Linked DNA regions of Mus musculus: region 1 is linked to region 2. Evidence: chromatin loops called from intact Hi-C (ENCODE). Cell type or tissue: left cerebral cortex. All regions are shown on one strand.

Region 1 (8,000 bases), 210 kb after region 2:
CAGCTATATCCCAAGCATAGTTAAAAGATTAGCTATTTACCTACTATGTGCCTTGGGGAAGCAGATTATAGCCTCTCTCCTTTAGAAATTTTTTCCCTTTAGTACCAATAGCTCTGTGTTTATTCCAAAAAATTAATTTGATAAAGGCAATAAAATGTAAATTAAGATAGAAAGTCAACAAAACCCCTAGCTCACACTCCCTTAAGCCACTACTTTTAGCATTTTGATGTCTGCCTTCATAATTTATAAGCTCATTTCTCTGTATATGTGTCTGTCTATACATGTACTAATTTATTTTTCCAAAGGAAAATCACTTGGTACATGCTACTACATTGCCCGTCTTCCCCATCTCATTTCTTAATCCCTACAACTCATGGTTTTAAAGCTATTGTCCGATTTTCTTTGTCTTGCTAGTCAGTCGTTCACTAAGCCAACCTTCTGCTGTTGAGTATTTGTTCTTAATTAACCATCATCATAAATAACAATGATATAAACAGCTTCAGTAGAAATTGTGGCACATCATTTTAATTAAACTCATAAACAGGTGATTGCTGGGTCTGAGTATGTACGATCACGATTACGCCTTTGATGCACATAGATGCGACTCGCTTTCAAACAGCAGTGTTGATATTCACTCTTCCAGAAATGCACGGGAGTGCCTCCTTGTCATGCCTTTGTTCGCACATGGTACCCCAATGCAGCTTCAACCTGCTTGTATGACTCATGCAAAATGGAAACTTAAAAAAAAATCTTATTTCTGGATCATAAGAATCAGTCTGAAAGAGTCTTCATGGCTCACTTCCGGTAACTGCGCTGGGTCAGGTTCTTTTCTTGTTTCTTTCTCTGTCCACCACTCAGTTCATTCCCTTTGTTCTACCTTATTGCTAGTCCTCTCCTTCCCATCTTCCTACTAAGTAATGATGGCATTGTTTTCCATGTCCTTGCATGCATGTTCATTTGCATGTGTGCGTGTATAAACATGCATGTAGAGACCAATAGAGAATCCTGATTGTGATCTTCAGGAACACTGTCCACGTCCTTTGAGACAGGTTCCTCATTAGCCTAGAGCTCATCAAATCGACTGTCTAAACAGAGAACCCCAGGGGTTCCGCTAGCTCTGGGATTCCCAGTACACCCCAACATGTCTACCATTTTTACTTGTATTCTGGGGATCAATGCAGACCCTCATGATTGTAAGGCAAGCACTTTGCTAACTGAGCCATTTCCCTAGCTCCAGAGTGACTGTTGTAATGTGATCTGGTGCATGTTTTGGGGTGTGTATGCTTTCATTGCTCTAGGTACATGTTACAATTCAGAAAAATTTTGGGTGGATATTTCCTTCCTTCTCTTATTTCCTCAGTAAGCAACATGTCTAAGATCCAATATGTGTTGCTTATATAAGTCTAATCCACCCTGCCTAGATAGTGCTTGTCTGTTTTGTTTGCATATCTTTAGCTATTTGTGAGGCCATAGGACTTTTCACCTGTTTGGTGTTTTTATGAACCCTGTCAAATACCTGTGCATTTTCAAAACACCTGGAAATCAGATGTTCTTATTCAGGGGTCTGCATTCGTAAGCTGGAAAGAGAGATGGGTGAAAGGTAGAAACCCAGCCTGGGAAAGATCTTAAGATTGGTGTATAAGGGTCAGATAAGTGTGATGTTGAGTTTTTAGGCAGCGAGCCTTAGACTCTTGGGAACCTGAGGGCTGAGGGAGAGATAGTAGGATAGAAAGGACCTTCTGGACATCTGAGACTCACCATGCAATTTCCTGTGGTTTTCCAAGGGGCTCTTGTTGCTTGGGGGAAGATTGCAAGAAAAGAGTGTGGAGCTTGAGGCACCTGGGAAAGGTGGGGTCCCCTTTGTACAGCAGCTGACATACACCTCAAGGCTCCATTTTTGTCCTTTCTTTCAAGAGAGCCTGCTTCTCCAGGACTCTTTCCCATCTTCTGTCTCTCAGTGAAAATTTCTTTGCTTTTGACCAGAGCAGAGACAGGAGCTGCCAGGTCTCCCTGAAGCCAGTGATCACATGAATACAGTTGGCCTCTCCAAATCTGTCATCTCATTGTATCTTGAGAATTAAATACAACACACATTATTCTCACCAAATGGGAAAGAAAATGAAGGAACTGTGAACTTGAATTTAAGATAGGAACAAATTTTTATCCAACAAGAGCTTCCTACAGGGCTAGGATATAGCTCAGTGGATGCTTAGAGAACATGAGTAAGGCCCTGACTTCCATCTCTAGCTCTGCATGGACTAAGTGTGGCAGTGCTTTACGTCTATGGGTCAGGAACTTGGGGGCCTGAAGTTCAAGGTCAGCTGACAAGGGTGTTTACATCCAGTTTGAGCTAGAGCTCTTGTCTCAAAAGAAGAAACACAATGAAAGTACAAAACAGAGGGTATCTTGTTGAAAAATACAGCCACTGGAGCTTGGGGAAGTGGCTTGTTGTAAAGATGCTCAATGTGTAGACATGAGGATTGAAATTTAAATCCCTAGCAGTCATGTAAAAAGCCAGGCATAGTTGTTCATGAGCTTATAATTCCAGATCTGTGGATGTGCGGAGAAAAACAGGGGGATGACGGTGACATCCTGGCCTTCAGCCTAGCTCCAGGTTCAGTGAAAGACCCTGTATTAAACTAATAAGGTAAAGAGTGATAGAGCAGGATACACAATGTCCTCCTCTGGTCTCCATGAGTTTGTATGGAGATATACACTCACACATGCACACACATGCACCACATACACACACACACACACACACACACACACACACACACACACACACACACACGGAGAAAAAAAACAAACCACTAGCTCCTGACAATAATCCACATCAAGGTCTTCCTAGTCCTTGTGAAATGTAACCTTGCCATAAAATGGATAAAAGACAGAGCAGGAGAACTCACTCAGTGTGTGGCACACCTGCTTAGGGATGCAGCTAGGGCTGGTGCCTTGTGGTTGCCAGTCAGAGTATTATGGTGAACTTAGAATTTGAACCTGGCTTCAATGATGATCAAAGATGGTATACAGGTTCTGACACCTTAAGAGAGGGTGGAAAAGGCCAGCCAAGGGTGATTTTCTTTCCCGGAGCAAAACTGCAGTTCCCAAGCCTGAGCCTATGAGCATCTGACCCCCTGCCTACCATCTGGAAAGGTTTGCTAGAAACAAGAAGTTGCCTGCAGGAAGGGCTTTTAACTCTCAAGGAGATCTGCAATTTATTCCTAGAGAAGCATAGGTTGAAAAGTTTCTAAAAATCTTCTACTTCTATTTTAGCAAGAACAAAAGAAGTTTTTATCTTTAGAATAGAGTTTCCTTATAAAGCTGGCAAAAAGAAGGACATTTATCCATTCTTTTCATTTTTTGAAATGAATTGTTTGACGAACCAACACATGCCCTATTATGCCCCAGAAAAGTCATGGGCCTTCCAGATAAATGATCTACTGTGTGTGAGATAAGAAGACAACTTTGCCTCGTTCACCCTTTCAAAAATTTATTACTGTAATATTCACAATATACAATTCCTACCCTCAATGATCTGAAATGCATCACTAAGCAACATCAGGCTGAAAAGTCAGCGAGCCAGTGACCTTTTCCTCTTCTTAATAACCCAAGTGGAGTACAAGCCACATGTAAACCAAGCCTGCAAGAGGAGATAGCAGGGAGTTGCATACTTTCAGTGCTGGAAATTAGGAATCAGTTGTAAATCACAGCAGGTGTGTGTCATACCAAGGAATGACAGCTCAGTGTGACACTATGCCTGGCCACCAAAGATGCAGTTCCTTTGATATGGAGAAGTGAGGAGGGCCAGCAGGGATCACTGTTACACTTAATAGTAGGTATCAGTGTATCATGTGTATTCATCATCAAAAACACACCTGAGTTTTTAGCATTTAGAAAGTAAATTTTATATCCTCAATGTTAGGGCATTTAAAAGCTCGTACCTTTGCCGTTTCTATGCAAAAGGTGGCTGGTGGCATGGTTTTCCTGTAATGAATAAAAACCTGTGTGTTCTCATTTAGCACACATTTGATGAGCGCTAGACACCAGTGTGAGCACTAGGGGCTTAAAATAACTAAAGCTCGGTCCCCACTTGGGAAGTGACTGCTCCTTGAAGGAGGAAGATAATATTGGAGTAGTTAGGACAAACTGCTGCAGGGAACTCTGCCAGTGAAATTCATCCTCCCACTGCCCTGCTGTCTTGGGTTTCTACGGCAGTGGTAAAGCACCATGACCAAATGCAGCTTGAGGAAGAATGGAGTTTATTTTGCTTATGTATCTAGTCTGAGCCCACCGAGGGAAGTCAGGGCAGCAACTCAAGGCAGGAACCTGAAGGCAGGAACTGAAGCAGAGGAGATGGAGGAAGGCTGTTTACTGGCTGACAGTCGTTGGCTTGCTCAGCTTTCTTTCTTTCTTTCTTTCTTTCTTTCTTTCTTTCTTTCTTTCTTTTTTTTTAGAAGGGGCCATTTGGCTATTCTTTTTTTTTTTATATACGTATTTTCCTCAATTACATTTCCAATGCTATTCCAAAAGTCCCCCACACCCTTCCCGCCCCCCCACTCCTCTACCCACCCATTCCCATTTTTTGGCCCTGGAGTTCCCCTGTACTGGGGCATATAAAGTTTGCAAGTCCAATGGGCCTCTCTTTCCAGTGATGGCCGACTAGGCCATCTTTTGATATATATATGCAGCTAGAGTCAAGAGCTCCGGAGTACTGGTTAGTTCATAATGTTGCACCTATCAGCTTTCTTTCTTATATATCTCAGGACTACCTATTCAGAGGTGACATTATCCCCAGTGGACTGGACTCTTCCATATCAGTTATCAATCCGTTGAAAAGAAAATCCCACCAATCAGGATACTTGCTACAAGTCTTCTATAACATGAGGGCCAAGGCCATGTGAATGCTATGCTCTGACCTGTGGGATCTTTGTACTCTTACTTTCTAAATAATCTTTCCCTTGGCACTACCCAGTGGAATTTTTGTAGTACTCCAGTGAATTCAATGGATGCAATATATCATCTATTTTTTGGTCTAGGCCTCAGGCAATGTGGCTTATGTGGGTCTAGGTAGGAAGGCCTCATAGGCCTCCACAGCACAGCATCTGGAATGTAGCAGCAGCTTCTTATGTAGGTTAGTAGAGCTACTTGACAGGCCATCTTGGAAAAGATGCTGGGCTTTGTGTTTGATGGATGTGTTAGGTAATGTCTTTGTATCAATTCAGAATGAAGAGAAAACTTCATGAAAGATGAGAGATATTTCAGGTGATGGCTACAGTCAGTAATCAAGGGTCACTGAGTGGCATTTCTTGTGTATAGGGTAGAATTGTTTCGGAAATGGTCCTTGCTTCCATTCACAGTTGTGATATAGTATCAGAGTCTCACTGTAAGTATGATGAGGATTTGTGTGTGACCTTTATAAAATATAGATGAAGGAGTTAAGTATGAATGAAGTCACTCAGGAGATGTCTGGAAAACACAACCAGTGTGCTCAGACACAGTCAACAAGGTAGGAAGGTCTGCATGAAGCATACAGTGTTAAGACAGAACTTGATAACAACACAGAGAATTTTGCTCATTCTCTCTCTTCCTATCCCCTAGCCTAAGCCACTGCAATCTTTCAACTGGACCACAGGATACACTGCATAGTGGTAGCCTTGATAACCTATACAAACTCACCTCCTTTCTCCAGGACACTCATGAGAGTTTTGCAAATTTAAATCACATCTTGTATCACTCTTGCATGATCCTTCCATCACTTCACAATACAATTAGGGGAAAAAAATCCCACTTCTGTGCAATGATGTCCAAGGCCACAAGTTGTCCTACTATGTACTACAGAGGCCCAGAAGCTATAAACACAAGGGTAGACCCAGTTTCCCACACTCTATGTTCCACCTCCAAAGACATTGCTTGAGATTGTCTCTGGTTGCCCCCCCCCCCCATAGCTGGATGCTCACCCTCTTTCAGCTCTACTAAAGTGGGTCCCACCCCCGTCCCCCACCCCTGTCCCTCTACTGCAGTATTCCTGGCTATTAATGCAATTAGTAATTATCTTTAAATCCACCAGAGAGAAAAAAATGTCTGAAATTAAGACTTTCTTGTGCAATTTAGAACTGAGAGGGGGATTAGATTCTGAAGTTTGCGATGTAGGTATCTTTTCTTCTGCTCCTAAACAAATACTTAATTAAATCGCTAAGGTATGATTACCCAATCACTTGTAGGCAGCAAATGCATTCATTTTCTCCGCCAATTTTGTTGATCAGAATCAATGCTTCTGGAAAATAGATTGTACTCCATTGTGAAGGAAATGCTATAAAAACGAGGACGATGTGTTAACCAAATCACAGTAGGGGTATCAAAACAAGCAGCTAACCAAGTCGCACAGTGTTCTGCTGTGAAGGGCAAGCCTCCTTTTGCAGAAGGGCTAAAGTAAAGAAGATACACAAATGATTATAAAAGAGAAAATGCTAGAAGAGAAAGAAGACAACAAAATCTTTAGAGACTACCTCTTTTCTGGGAACAGCCTCCACATAGACTCAGAAAGCATGAAAGAAGTGTAAACTTTGGGAGTCCTGGGGATACAATGTGGACCAGTGATGTGGGGGAGAAGAGACAAGACTTGTGAGGGAAGATGGAGGGGCACTGTGGTAGGGAGTGGTAGGGAGTGATAGGGAGATGGGAGGAGGAAAAGGAGAGAGATAAAATTGAATGTATCAATCAAGGGTAGCCAATGATGTTACCCCTCAACTCATTCTTAAGAAGCTAGTGGAGGTGGAAGGAGCCTCCGGAGCCTGCACATACTGTAGTGATTAGGGCAGACAGGGCAAGGAATGAAAGCCATGGCATTTCATTAGTCAGACCATCTTTGCCCAGAAAATTATGATTTCCTTTCCCGTGACTCCCATTACTTTAAAGCCATCAATTTCCTGTTTCAGAGCCCTTAGCCCTTAGCAAAAGCTCACTAAAGTAGTACTTCTGACTCTCAGAGATTGTCTTGCTCTCGCTCTCTCTCTCTCTCTCTCTCTCTCTCTCTTTCTCTCCCTCTCCCTCTCCCTCTCTCCCTCTCCCTCCCCCTCCCCCTCCCCTCCCCTCCCCCTCCCCCTCCCCTTCCCCCTCCCTGCCTCTCTCTTTGAGGGACATGGTGTTTATTTCTTTTAGGGTCAAACCTAGCATTTCAGGAGCCCTGGAACCAGCTTATATCTTCCTGTAGATTCTTAATCTTGGAGTGTGAGAGACAGATAGTCTCTTCTGTGACAGGCTGGGTCACTGACTTTGGTGCTTTTCTACAGTCTGTCATGAGTCCTGTGCAGGTTGCTGGGGTCCCACAGAGAAGCACTGTATGGCCTGCAGAGACCCACTGCAAGTGCTGAGAGATAGCAGCTGTGAGAACACCTGTGGCAATGGCTTCTACAACAGGCAGGGGACCTGCGTTGGTAAGTGCCATGCTGGGCTGGGATGCCCCCTTTATCTCCCTCTGTGTTCAGATCCTAGCACTGATAACTAATGCATCTTTTGCTCATTGAGTATGTGCAGGACTTCTGACATTCACTTCACCTTAGGCATTTATGTATTGTTTTAAACAAGTGGGATCTCCTCTAATGGCCCTGATGGCTTGTTAGACTCGGACTATTCAGTCTATCCTGACCCAGCCCCCTGCTTAAGACTCACAGCTATGTGGAGAGGGGAATCAAGTCCAGTTGGGACATCTCCCTAAGTCTCAAATATCATTCATCCCAGACCACTTCCCTAGTATAATGGAGCAGAGACCCATGCTAGCCCAAGCAGACCCACCTTTGTTTTGATGTCACGGGCTTAAAGGTGAATTGATCACTGTCCAGTCTACTTTTCATGGTCATACGGTCATGATAGCCAGCCCAATCCATCCTCCTTGTGCCAGGCAGAAAGAGATCAACCTCCAAGAGATGTGGACATGTGACAAAAGCACAGATTAACCCATCCCATCTGCCTTTCAATCTCTGACTTGTGAAATGGTGATA
Region 2 (8,000 bases):
TCTTTTCTGTCTGGCCTTCGAAACCCAGTCTGTATCTCTCCCGTGTAACCATCCCCAGTTACAAAATGATCAAACCTGGACCAGCTATTTTTATTTAGTCCTCTAAAAATAGCTATCACTCAGTACTGGCTGGAAACCAGACCCCACCCTATCCCTCAACTACCTCCAGTGTGCACACCAGGATGCTTTTGCCCTGACATTGGCTTCCCAGTCTTTGACATTTGGAGGCGCAGCTGGACTCACCCAGACTGTGTGGTGTTTTCATCTTTTAGGAAGCTGTAAAGGTGCACTCACCGTGGGAATCTCAACCTAGAACACACGTGCCCCAAGACTGCTAGGTTGCAGGGAAAACCCCTGAGGGTCCAAAATGCGAAGATGGCCAGTCAGCTCTGCTTCAGGCTCTGTGTTCAGCAGCAGTGGGCATGACGAGAGGTGGAGAAGTAGCAGTTAGGACTTGGGTGTGAGCACCCTGTCCCCAACTAGCCTCTCCTGTGGTACCCTCAACAGTGTCTGAATGGAGACCTAACCTCCTGTTTCCACCCGCCCTCGGTGTGACCACTTTTGATCCCGCCTCAGACAAAGCCAATGCAACTCCTGCAGGATGAATAAGGGGATCAGGTTGCTCTCTCGCCTTCCCCCACCCCCTCACCGCGGCTCCCCTTCCCCACGTGACTCTCTGGAATCTTTGCCAAAGCTCGTAGTCTCTGAGTCCATTTTCACACCCAGCAAAGGAGAGAGGAAGGAGGCGAGAGAGGCTGAGGAAGGCGGAGCGTGCGTGCTTTAAATGCGAGGATCCACTCGGGGACTTATCCTGTGCGTTTCCAGGCCCCTCATCTGGGGAGCATTGAGTTCGGAGGGGTCTTTTCCAGCCTCTCTCTTTCCTCCTTGCATCTACAATTATGGCTCCACCTCCACTTGGGTAATCGCACCTCCGCCCTGCAGCGCAGCTCGGGGTGCACGGTGCGGGGAGGTGGGCGTCGGTGTGGAGCAAGCCGCGCCCCTCTGCCCTCCTCCTCTCGGCGAGGGGCGGGCGCGAGAAAGTGGCAGCAGCGCCCCCCGCGCCGCCTTCCGCGCGGAGCTCTGGAAGCGCCTGCAGCAGCCGGGCGGCGTGGTGCGGTGCGGCTGCAGCGCCCCCGAGTCCCGGAGCTCCTGCAGGGCCGCACAAAGTTTGCAACCAGCGGCCCTGCACCGCCCAGCTCCCCGAGCGCTGCTGTAGCCCGGCCCGGCGTGTTCGCGGGGACCCGCCTCGGCCGATGCTACACGGACAGACGGGGGCGTGCCGAGAGAACTTTGAAAAGCTGCCGAGGAGGAACCTGCTCCTGCAGCTCGCCAGTTGGGGACCTCCGGAGGAACTGGTCTAGCCCGAGGCAATGCTGCGGAATCCCAGCAGCCGCTGACCTGCAACTTTCCTGCTAGTCTTGGCGGCGATCTGAGCTTTGCCTCCTCCTCGCAGCCTCGGCTCACGTTGGTGGCCGCTCTGCTGGAGAACCCAGTGAGCCTCGGGGCTGACTGAGTGTTACTGTCGGCCGCATCCTTCTGCGGTCCACCCGGCCAACCTCGGCTCCCGGCCCAGCAGCCAGCGCTTCCCCAGTGTCTGTGCGTCCCGGTTCCCGGCGCCGGCGCCACAGCCTGAGGTTTGGCAGAGAGCAGGTTCTTGGATGCTGAAGGCTGGGATCTTCCTGCGAGAGTGCCGCGGCGGCGATGGGTGTCCTCAAAGCGTGGCTCGGGGTGGCCCTAGCGCTGGCGGAATTTGCAGTATTGCCTAATTGTGAAGGTAAAAAAGAGCGGAACCCCGTGTGAGTTCGACTGTGCAGTTTAAGACACTCAGCCGGGTTTAGTGCTGTGGGTTGTTGGGTGGAAGTTTTGATTTGAGGCGATAGGTGGACACGGAGTGGATTTCCTTTTCAGCTGAAATCCCCACTCCTGGTTTCTCTTGCGGTCAAACCTCAGCCCGGCCACGGCCTCCTCTTTGCTTTTTGCGGGTGGGTGGCCTTTTGAGGTGATATTTCTGAACCCGGATGAATCTTCCTTCCACTTCTACCCTACTCCTCAAGGAAAAGCAACTACTCGGAACCTAGGTGAGAAGCGAGCAGTTGCTCTCACTTTTGTGGAATAAAATCCTCACCCAAGCTCCACTGTTCTATTTTGCTTTCCTCGCCCCAGTAACTCGCCCCCCCTCCCCTTAAAGACCACTTAAGATTTTATAAGTAGTATTCTGGATGTTGAGATTTCAGTTGTAATGAAATAAATTTTACTCGGGAGCGAGAGCACGAGGCTGCCTGCTTCTCAAGGAACAAAAAGTGGTCAAAGAGCATGTATGCACTTCTCTTCTCCCTAGGTTTTCATTGCGCGCGCGCGCGGGGGGGGGGGGGGTGTTCCAGTCCACTTCTTCAAGAGCTTGGGGAGAGAAAGGAGACTTGAGTGTTGTCATCAGGATAGCTTTCGTAATCTCAGCTCAGATAATACATCAGTAAATCTGATGAGGGGTGTGTGTGTGTGTGTGACATGTTGAGTCTGGTGCTGCTTCCCCCCGCCCCGCCCCCCCCCCCGCGCCCCTAGGCGCGCTGAGAGCTCCCACCTGCTCAGAGCCGCGGGGACAGTGGCTGGGTTAGCATTTGCAGAGGGGGAAGGTGGCAGGCTGGGAGAGAGACAACTTCATCCACGGCTGGGCTCTGGACTTTCTGCTTCCACTCCCGGCTCCATTCATTATTCATCCAGCTGCAGGAAGAGTTCACCTGCCCAGTCGCAAATCATATAGGCAGTGGCGTGCACGTGTCGCTTTTCCTGCATCATAGGTGCTGAAAGGGGGCAACTGGAGATTCAGGAGGGTAAAATCTCAGGTGGGCTTCCAGTCTTCAGACCAGTGGCACCTCTCTTCCTTACCATTTTTTTCTCATAGCAAGCAGCCTGGCCTTGGAAGTCCACTCGTGGACTTTCCCCACAGGTTTAGGCACCACCTTCTCACACTGTCGTGGGAATTATGTCAGAAAGATACTATTTCCAGGAAAAACACGCCTGGGGAGCTGTGCAGAGTTTTTCAAACTATGGACAACCTGTTTTAAAAGAATTGTGTGTGTGTGTGTGTGTGTGTGTGTGTGCATGGTTTTTGCATACAAAAAAAACCCCAACCTTGTAAGGTTTAATTATAGTAATTAACCAGATGGGAGAGTCAGCCCGGGCGCCTCAAACTTCAACTTAGAGCTCAGAAAAATTACAGTTACACTTGGTGGCAGTTTCTTATTTAAAAATTATATCCCAACAACACAGAGACTATGCTATCACTCCTGGATTGCTCACCAGGGGGCAGTTGGAGCGATGCTGTTTCTCAGAAGCAAATCTCTTGAAATGACAAAAGCCATTATTATTAAGAGGCTATGGGGTATGCTCTTTGGAGGGCTGGTAGATATAGCTGGCAAAGTGTCTGAAGTGCGCTCACACTGAAGTGTGTGTGTCCTTACAAGGTGGAGAACTTTGCATCTATTTTCTTTACTCACTTTCAGAGCATTCTGCATCTGCTCACAAATTAGGTCCTAGATTGCAAAAGGTCCGAGAACTCCCAACCAAACCTAGATGCTTGGCTCTGAGTGAATGAACCCAGCTACGGATCACATATTATTCCCCGTGCTATGCCGAGTAGTTTACACACCATATCTCATTTAATTTGTTTACTTGTGTGATGATGGTCGTACACATACGAATCAGCTGTCCTCTGATTAGGCTGTTCCTTTGAGCCAGTCAAGGCTCTCTTTGCAAAGAGATTGAGACGGAAAACTTGTGAACTTTAGAGATTCCCTTAAGTGTTGTTATTCACCCAGGGAACACTTTTTAAACCAGGCATCTACATATGCTTTGCTGGACGGGCCATATCATCACATTTCAGCCTGCCAGCTCATGGGAGAACTCACTGTTTTCTTCTTTGTGAACAACAGGGAGTGCAGTACTCCAATGAATTCTTCCTACAGCGACTTTAGTGACTCTGAGAGCAGCTCCAGCAACTCCTCTGTCTCCACCCTGGCTCTTGGCACTCTGAGTTCTCGAGAGCACCAATCAGAAGAGGGAATGCCAAATAACATTCTTTTCAATTAACTTAAATAGATCAGCCTCTGTGATGAACTAGCTGACCTTGAATGAACCATCTAACTAGATGAGGGAGGTATTATGTCGTGATAGCTTTAAATATGCTTTGTAATTATGAGAGAGAGGGCGGGAGAGAGAGATAGACAGATATATATAGAGAGATCAGGGGTGAGAGCTATAGATCAGTGATCAGTAGTAGAGCTTTTGCCCAAGGCCCTGAGTTCAACACCCAGAAAGGCAAGGAAAAAAAAAAGGTTGTGCTGAGACTTTCGGGTTCTAAATTTTATCTTAAGTATCAAGAGAAAGATGAATTTTTATAACCAGGTTGATGGTAGTGTTATCGTATATTGCCTCAAGATTGCTAAGCTGATAAACTGTGATTTGAGGGCTTAATAAAATCAAAAAGTCACAGGGAAGCTTCAAGCATGGCTGCTTTCTGAATCCGGGAAACCGGAACAGCATTTTCTGGAGACTCATCTTGAGTGGTGCTCACATGTAGAAATTATGCGGGTTTAAACCAGATAGACGCCGGGTATGGACTTGGGAAATACTGTTGGAGACCTGAGCCCTAGATTGGGTCTACTACTACTGCCCCCTACCCCATGACTTCAGCTAAGCCTTCACATCGCTCTAGTTTCTCCTATGCCCATTATTAACAGATTACAGTGGAGAGGCTCATTTGATGGAGACTTTGTTTTATTTTCAGATACATCAGTAGTTTTGGTTCTGTGTTTGGCCAGAGAGTTCCTTTGGTGAGGCATTCTGTGCTTGAAGCTCAGCATTGGAGAAGGACTGCATTGGCTGGACAAGCAGCCCTCCCCTCCATCTTTCATTCTGTAAACCTTTATTGAGAGCTCCTAGGTCATGTTAGCCTTGGTGGGACTTGGGACTTCTTACATCTTCGGGAACAAGCAAAACATTCCTTGCATGTCTGATTGGTCTTCAAAGGTATTTACATATCCCCAAATTTATAATACCGGTGAAAGAGCAGAAGAGCTGTGAGGACTTGTGGTCCTTCTTGGGTCTCTCAGGATTGAGATTTTTACAGGCTCCAGTTGATTGATACTGACCGCAACTTTACACGCTTTGGTTTTCATCATACCCTGCAAGTAGAAACAGATACATGATGTATTATCATAGGTTCTTGTTTCTAATATACTGCTTTCCCACTCCCTTCTGGGATTAGATTTTGTGTATCGGCTTCCTCATAGACATCCTGGAGTAGGGACACAGCCATCCATAATCACCGTTATGGATTTGGGTGGCAACCTCACTCAATATTACTCAGGCACGAGTAGCCATAAAACACTCCACTACATGGGCTCAGAGGAGGAGAGGGACTGCCACCGGCCAAGCTGGAGCCTCATGCCAAATCTTATGGTGGCTCAGAAGCAGTTGGCCAGTTTTTGTTTTACTATTCTATTAATTGATCTGCATCCTAGCTGACAGTCATCAGGACATGAGCCATCCTGCCAGTCTAGAAATGATTCTATTTTAACTATTCCACAGTGTGCCCAGCCATATGCTGAATTATATTAACATAAAGTTTGAACATTTAAATGCCAACTTGTGGCTGCTTGATCCTAATGAGTCATCTTTTTGGAATACCCTGTATACTGGCTACTTTTATGTCAACTTGAAACAAGCTAGAGTTATCTGAAAGGAGGGAACCCAACGGAGAAAAAAAATACCTTCATAAGATGCAGCTGTAAAGCATTTTCTTAATTAGTGATTGATGGGGGAAGGCCCATCCCATTGTGAGTGGTGCCATCCCTTGGCTGGTGGTCCTAGGTTCTATAAGAAAGCAGGCTGAGCAAGCCAGTGAGCAGCACCTCTTTGTGACCTTTGCATCAGCTTCTGCTTCCAGATGTTTCTGCCTCCAGATGTCTCATCAGAGCAATAGTAACCCTAACTAGGACACACTGCTCTTTACATATCTTATCTAATGACTCTATGTGCCATGATTTCTTCTGACCTGTGTGTCTGTTGTGTGGCAGACTTTTCATGGGAAGACGTAACACATACATGTATAGCTATTCACCCCAAATAGGAGTCCATGATAGATCAAAGTAGGATACCATCAAAGTTCAACTTCGTGAACTTCTTGTTTGCAACTGGACTCCTCTGAGAGTGACTCTCATCAGCCTTTAATCGTTATATACTCTCAGGGTGGGGGGAGTGGAAGGGACCTAGTGAATCTGGTTAGCTTCAGGGACTTCCTGAAGCTATTTTGAGTTTACTTCCTCGTTGTAAACATCCAAAGTTCCCCTGAACATGCAAAGTTTTCATCAAGGAGGAAACTTCTCTACAAAAATCTGACATTTTGTGGCTGTTGGATTTTAATTGACCCAGTTACCAGTTACTATCTCTGTGGCAAATAGTTTTGGATGGAAGTATGTTCCACATTATATCTCAAAGTTTCCCTAAAAATATTGAGCTTTTTATGGGAGCTTCAGAAAGGAGTACATTATATTCTCCAAGAGACTTCAGAAAAGAAGCCCCCTGGGGCTTTTATTTTATCCAGGTAACATTCTGCATATGTGACTCAGAAGAAATAAACCAAGCAGCCAGGGAGAACAGCCCAGTCTCGGGATATAGGCTTATCATGGTGCTCTGTGTGTGTAGTGGCAATATGCCCCACTGTAGAAGTTAAGATCCTGGTGTCTCAGACATAGTTCATGCCCTGAAACTAGAGATTGCCTTAGCTTGAGAACTCCCGCTCCAACTGTCCCCCTGCCCCCTAGTTTTCCTGTAAAGAAAGCCCATTTCTCCTTCTAGATCTCTACCATTTCTAACGGTTCATCTAAAGCTATAGTTTTTCTTAAGTCCATCAAGTTCAAACCATGGGCCCACAGGGTGGTTCTAGAACCCCTTAAGAACAAGCAGAGTGAGTGACTGTGTTTTCCCTGTGAAGTAACTGGACAGAATAAAGACCTCTCTGCCTTTCTTGTGCCAGGAGATGCTCCCAGCACCCCCTGCCAGAAAACATCACAGCTTCGTCTGTTGGTGGGTGTGCAGCCTGCCATAGTGTGGGAGAAATATGCTTGCTCTGGAAGGCCTCGTCTGGCTTTGGGTGATGATAAATGTTTAATGGGACTGGGCATCGTACTGGAATGCTTTATTCTCTCTGGAGAGTAGGACTGAGGTTTTGGAAAGTGTGTTAATGGAGGCTCACATAGGCAGCTGCCTTCTGGGTTGCACGGTTTGTTTTAGGGAAGCCCTCAGAGGGCGAAGCTTATTTCTTTTGGAATTGCACATCATGGAGTAACCCAAATTGAGTTGTTTCTTTTTCTAATGATGGAATTTATCAGCCACATATTGTTTGACTTAGGTCTGTCCCAGATGCTTGGCTTAAACAAGCACAAATGTAAGGCCATTCTCGAGGCTGCTGGGTATTTTCGTGTTGCTGTGAGTTTATAGGTTCTGACCAGACTTCCAAAATGGGCTTTGCTATGGCTGCTTGCTTATTTCGTAAGGTGCTGGATGACCTAACGAGCATTGAAAAGAAGCTTATTTTGCAAGACAACATTATGGAGACAGGAGCTAAGACTATAGTGATATACCCTGTAATGATGTGACAGACAGTGTATGTGCTGGCTCTAGGTGATACTACCCGGGTCTGTGTTGGTGTCTGAGTTTGTGTCATTACACTATGATGTTCACATGACAATGTCACTACTTTATGATGAACATTTCTTGGAAAGCTACCTTATATGACTGTATGGGAAGATGATCTTTCTCCAAAGGGTAACTATTGCTTTATCCTCGAAGCTGAAATTTCTTAGATTATTTTAAAGGTTGCACACACTTAAAAATACATGATAAATGCACACAATTTTATCTATGAGTTCAGAGAAAACCCGAATATGCCACAGATATCCAATTGTTTAGTTATTAAGAGATTAATAGTCTGAAAAGATGAT

What was found. Hi-C counts contacts between places; a loop is a spot of excess contacts. Peaks named below come from ENCODE experiments on the same cell type or tissue, not always from the same donor. Only the 100,000 strongest peaks of a DNase experiment are listed, where the experiment ranks them.
Region 1: a loop joins it to region 2, with 6 times the contacts of the local background. A loop is called at or near these places in 3 of 42 quality-filtered maps.

What each region holds. Positions count from the first base shown.
Region 1 is chr5:96,580,787-96,588,786 of GRCm38, forward strand. It overlaps Fras1 (Fraser extracellular matrix complex subunit 1), which reads left to right. Exons shown (of 74, transcript NM_175473.3): 15 at 7,293-7,436. Among named protein-coding and RNA genes, the nearest start is that of Gm52781, 120 kb to the right of the region's middle. In left cerebral cortex, a CTCF peak has its summit at 4,064; a DNase peak (open chromatin) is centred at 4,147.
Region 2 is chr5:96,373,112-96,381,111 of GRCm38, forward strand. Fras1 (Fraser extracellular matrix complex subunit 1) reads left to right here and starts at 844. Exons shown (of 74, transcript NM_175473.3): 1 at 844-1,774. The coding sequence starts at 1,702. In left cerebral cortex, CTCF peaks have their summits at 1,088, 1,287 and 3,287 (motif pointing right); DNase peaks (open chromatin) are centred at 772, 989, 1,317, 1,602 and 4 more places; H3K4me3 peaks cover 3,081 bases; H3K27ac peaks cover 1,460 bases.